Linked DNA regions of Homo sapiens: region 1 is linked to region 2. A link is an interaction called in ENCODE POLR2A ChIA-PET data of the cell type or tissue named here. Cell type or tissue: CD4-positive, alpha-beta T cell. All regions are shown on one strand.

Evidence for each region. ChIA-PET counts read pairs that join two places held together with the same protein. Peaks named below come from ENCODE experiments on the same cell type or tissue, not always from the same donor. Only the 100,000 strongest peaks of a DNase experiment are listed, where the experiment ranks them.
Region 1: POLR2A ChIA-PET joins it to region 2 with 5 read pairs; 3 of 35 experiments call an interaction of 5 or more read pairs at or near these places.

The regions. Positions count from the first base shown.
Region 1 is chr11:45,856,976-45,859,475 of GRCh38, forward strand. CRY2 (cryptochrome circadian regulator 2) reads left to right here. Exons shown (of 12, transcript NM_021117.5): 3 at 1,756-1,898. Among named protein-coding and RNA genes, the nearest start is that of CRY2, 11 kb to the left of the region's middle. RefSeq lists enhancers at 2,138-2,500, 2,331-2,500. In CD4-positive, alpha-beta T cell, no CTCF peak of the experiment used is centred here; a DNase peak (open chromatin) is centred at 1,276.
Region 2 is chr11:46,661,721-46,664,220 of GRCh38, forward strand. ATG13 (autophagy related 13) reads left to right here. Exons shown (of 19, transcript NM_001346311.2): 12 at 2,277-2,375. Among named protein-coding and RNA genes, the nearest start is that of ARHGAP1, 38 kb to the right of the region's middle. In CD4-positive, alpha-beta T cell, no CTCF peak of the experiment used is centred here; no DNase peak of the experiment used is centred here.

The DNA of each region.
Region 1 (2,500 bases), 800 kb before region 2:
GAACTCATGGACAGAGGGCTGTGGGACAGACTGCCATCACCCTCAGCAGCACACAATGATTGTCATGCCCCTCCCCACCCTAACTCCGAGACAAAAGGAAAAGTCATGTCAAGGCAAACAGCTTAGTGAATACATCATCCTTCAATTCCCCTCCCCGTAACCCCACACATAATTGTGCATACATGTACAAATCACACAGTGCTAGTAATTGCCCACATTCATTGAGGGCTGCCTATGAGTCAAGCGCTGTTCCCAGTGCTTGTTTACATCAACTGAGTTCTTCCTCACAGCAGGCCTAAGAGGTGGCTACTGCTATCCCGATTTACAGGAGAGGAAACAGTCATTGGTTGTGAAGTTAATAAGTGACGATCTTGGATTCTGACTCTAGAGCTGTATCCTTACCCACCATACCATATAAATACATTTGCCTCCCTTCTCCCCTCGACATTGCCCTTTTTCTCCCCCAGCAACTCAGAGGCCAACCCACTTATATCCCAGAGATATAGCTAGGTCATCCATTCAGTCATGTAATGTATTTTTATTGAGCTTCTGCTAGGTACTAGGCCCCATACTAGGTATAAGGGTAATGATGATGAGTGAGACAACATGGTTTCTGCTCTGAGAGTTCACACTAATAGGGGAAACAGGCAAGTGTATCATTGTCATATAATACATGCTGCAGTGGAAAAAAGACAAGGTGCAGAAGAATTATATTGAAGGAGGAGGTCAAGAAGGCTTCTTGGAGAAAATGTAATTTAATAATATTGTTATTCACAGGTTACAATGAGTATTCAGTGATGTAACCTATATGAACTATAAGCATGGTACCTGGCATATAGCAAGGGCTCAATCAATGTTTAATGCTGATATCCTCGAATGAGGGATAACTGGCCCTGCTAAGGACCCAGTCCCCGGGCAGGGCTGAGTCAGGACCAGACCAGCCTGTGCATGGCTAGGACATTTGCCCCTGTGGTTCAGAGCTTTCAGAGACTATGACCAGAGACTTTGGAGAATGTGTTTTTCTTCTTGCAAGTTGCATGCTCTAGGGCTTTCTGTGGGTTGACTGTACAACCATTCACTGGGCCAGCTTGCTATGAGATCTAGAAATTCCTACCAGAAATGACTAAAGGCTTAGGAAAGAACTTCCTCCTTTTCAACATGTAGCCCCTCTGGTCAGTTTCCTCTGACCTCCAGACTAAGGATCGCTTCCCCTTTCCTGACTCTCTCAGGGCTGGAACCTATTAGCTCTGTTTGCTATTGGCCTCAGGAGTGTTGCTGTGGAAACAATTAAGACACTTCACATAGCACAACTCTGCCAAGAAAACTAGGCCACAAGTCTGCAGGGCTGTGAGGAGCTCTGGGAAAAGCTTGCTGAGCAGGCAGAAGGCTGTGGTCCTGTCCCACCTGTGAGTCAGTGCCACTCTCTGGGACTGGGGGTTTCCCAGGAGCGTTGTATTTATGGCCTCCTGCTGCATTCTCCTACCTCAAGGACACAGCAAGTGCACAAGGCTGCCTACCTCTCTCCCAACTCCACTGTTGCTGTGCTGTTGGCTTCGCCACACTGCCTGCCCTCCTCAAACTTTCTGAACCTCAGCTTGTTTGCTTTCCAGATCAAATCCCTGTTCCTAGTTTTTTCTGCTGCCCATCAGATAGGTCTCTAGACTAGCTCTGTTCTCTCCCAGGAAGGAACTGAGAGTCCAGCTTCCCCCTCCTCCCCAAACACAGTGTTGAGCATAACAGATCCTCTCCCCACAGGAATGGGGAGTGACCCGCTTGACCTTTGAATATGACTCTGAACCCTTTGGGAAAGAACGGGATGCAGCCATCATGAAGATGGCCAAGGAGGCTGGTGTGGAAGTAGTGACGGAGAATTCTCATACCCTCTATGACCTGGACAGGTAAGAGATGGGGCCCAGGGATCAGGTTACCAATTGTGAGAGTTAGTAATTTGGGCCCCTGCTGAGCGGAACTCAGAGAGGTTCAGCATTAGGGCTACCTGACCCAGGAGGCATGGCATCTTCTAGAAGCTGGAGGAGAATAGGCCAGAGTCAGGACCTGTAGAACAGGTCACAAAGAGCTTTACCCCATTGAGGTGGCAGAGAGGCTTGTTAGGCCCAAAGCATGGAAGCAGTGAGGACCCACACTCAGGGTATTTACAAATCTGCTCCTAGTATGCCCGAGTCCCACCTGTGCCTCATATTCCCACTTCCATCCTGCTCAACAGCTGCCCTCTGACCTCAGTGGACCCTGTCTGTTACCCCTCCAACAGACCTCTGTTCACACAGGTCCAGTTTTTGTACCTAAGATGAGTTCCTAGGCTGGGCATGCTGGCTCATGCCTGTAATCCCAGCACTTTGAGAGGATCACATGAGTCCATGAGTTCAAGATCAGCCTGGGCAACATAGTGAGACCCCCGTCTCTACTAAAAATAAATATATTAGCCATGCATGGTGGGACATGCCTGTAGTCCCAATTACTGAAGAGGCTGAGGTTGGAGGAT
Region 2 (2,500 bases):
CTTGGAAGGCTGATCTGGGAGGATCGCCTGAGCCTGGGAGGTTGAAGCTGTAGTGAGCTGAGATCGCACCACTGCCCTCCAGCCTGGGTGACAGAGCGAGATCCTGTCTCAAAAAAAAATAAAATAATAAACTCACAGTTGTAATCTGTTTCAAAAGCAGGAGTTAATGTCTGTGATTGATGTTGTAGAATCCATGGATCACTATTGTTTCTATTGTCCTAGTTTGTTTTGGGTGAAAGAGATTCTTGTTCTAAAGTTGCCAGAACAGTTTAGTTTGGGGGTTTGAGAATTGTCATTCCCCTGCTCTCATGAACATATGTAGGCATGAATGTCAGCAGTGATCTGGTCAGGGGAGCTTCTTGTATGCTTACTGACACAGAGTAGCATTGACAAAAAAAGCAGACAAAGACCTACTTTCTTCCTAGTGCACATTAATAGAAGCAGGGTTTTTTGTTGTTGTTGTTGTTTTTAGGTAATTAACTTGTAGATATGTCTAATATTTTTCTTTTTATTTTTATAAGCTCATCCCAGCTGTTCTAAAAGATATGTCAAATTTAAATTTCAGTAAGCAGTTCTGTTTTACAAGTAATAGATTCATAAATAATAAAGTTGTAACTTGCGAGATATGAGGGATGGTGAGACTAGGCCTTAACCAAATCAGTTTGTCTGTTTCCCTGATACAATGGAAAGTTGAACCTAAAAGTAAATGGAAGTTTAGTAGTTTCTGCACCTGGTGTTTGCATCAAAGTTTGTATGCCTGTGTGACTAGAGGCTATCTTTTTAATGGTAACTGTCTCTTATTGTGTCTTATTGCAATTTAAAACTAGATCACACCAAATTCTTATCAACAGTCTGCACTCCATAAGTGAGCCCTGTCATCATTACTCCCTGGGGACCTCTGATCAAGGCTGGTACAATTTGGTACAAAAATACTCAATTTTGAACCTAATTTCTCTTGGCAGTAGAGAGACAGTCATTTGCTATCATTTCTCCTCATTCCTGTTAATATTATTCCTGTTAATAATGTAGTATTTTTCTTAGTGACTTGCATAATTACTCAATTCAGCAACTTCTATTGGAGCTTTTGCTGGAGTCCAGTAAATACATGTTAATGTGATGTTGTTGGTTTTGCCAACAGTATAAGGATCGTTGTGCCATTTGGGCACAGAGTTGAGTCTAGAAATGAACCTACTGTGTGGCCTAAGGTCCTGCCTCTAGTTCTAAGCATTAATTAGCTAATCGGTCAGGTTTAAAACTGGAACAGTCCAGGCGCGGTGGCTCACACCTGTAATCCCAGCACTTTGGGAGGCCGAGGTGGGCGGATCACGAGGTCAGGAGATCGAGACCATCCTGGCTAACACGGTGAAACCCCGTCTCTACTAAAAATACAAAAAAATTAGCCAGGCTTGGTGGCGGGCACCTGTAGTCTCAGCCACTTAGGAGGCTGAGGCAGGAGAATGGCGTGAACCTGGGAGGTGGACATTGCAGTGAGCCAAGATCGCACCACTGCACTCCAGCCTGGGCGACAGAGTGAGACTCCATCTCAAAAAAAAAAAAAAAAAAAAAATGGAACAGTAAGACCCAAAATAATCATCATGACCATAATCATTATGCCCTTAAGTAGCTTTGAAATCATAAGAGTTTTCAACATGCCCCCAGCTTTTTACTTCATCAGGTTCACCTATGCCATCAGGGACTGTAAGAACGCATACACACACCCCTGCACACCCACTTGTCTTCCCTGGAATGACGTAGGAAGCATGCATCTGAGCTTCTTCAAGTTCCAGCCACCCCTTCAGCTGTTTGAAACTGTCCTGCAGATTCTGGGTTTCCTGAAAAAGGCTTTCAGTTGAACATTACAAGCCCCGCATCCTTACTCATCTTCAGCACACCTTGCATCTGCAGTCAGACCTTTCTGTTGGAAGCTGCTGTCTGACTTCCTGTCTTTTTTGAGTAGAGACAGACTAATGGTTGACTCAAGTTTCTCTGTTTTGCCAAGTTGTAGCCAGCTCACCTCAGCTTTGTTTTCTAACTGCTTATCAGGGACACAGGCATACATGGAATGCCCTGAAATAAACATCACTCTAGGAATCTTCCAAGTTGTCCCTTTGGAAAGACAGCCCCACGCCCTTGCCCTGCTTCACTCCTGACTCCAGTGTCAGTTCTGGCCTCTCTTGCTACTGCCCCTTCCAGAGTTTCTTCACTTCTTTCTCAAGTCCCTTTTCTTTTTTTTTTTTTTTTTTGTTTCTCCTGTCTCTGTGTGTGTCTGTGCACAGTGTGTGTTTACTGTCACAAAGGCACATTTTCAGACCCCTACTCCTGTGGTGACGGACACCCTGAGGGTCCCCATGGCAGGACTGGCCTTTTCCCATCAAGTGAGTCCATAATGGGAAGAAGGGGATATAATCAGATGGCATCCTTTTATTTAAAAATTGTAAATAAATTATAAGGTACAGTTATTTAAATGTCCCAAGTGTTCTGTGGGATTATTTTGAGGCTT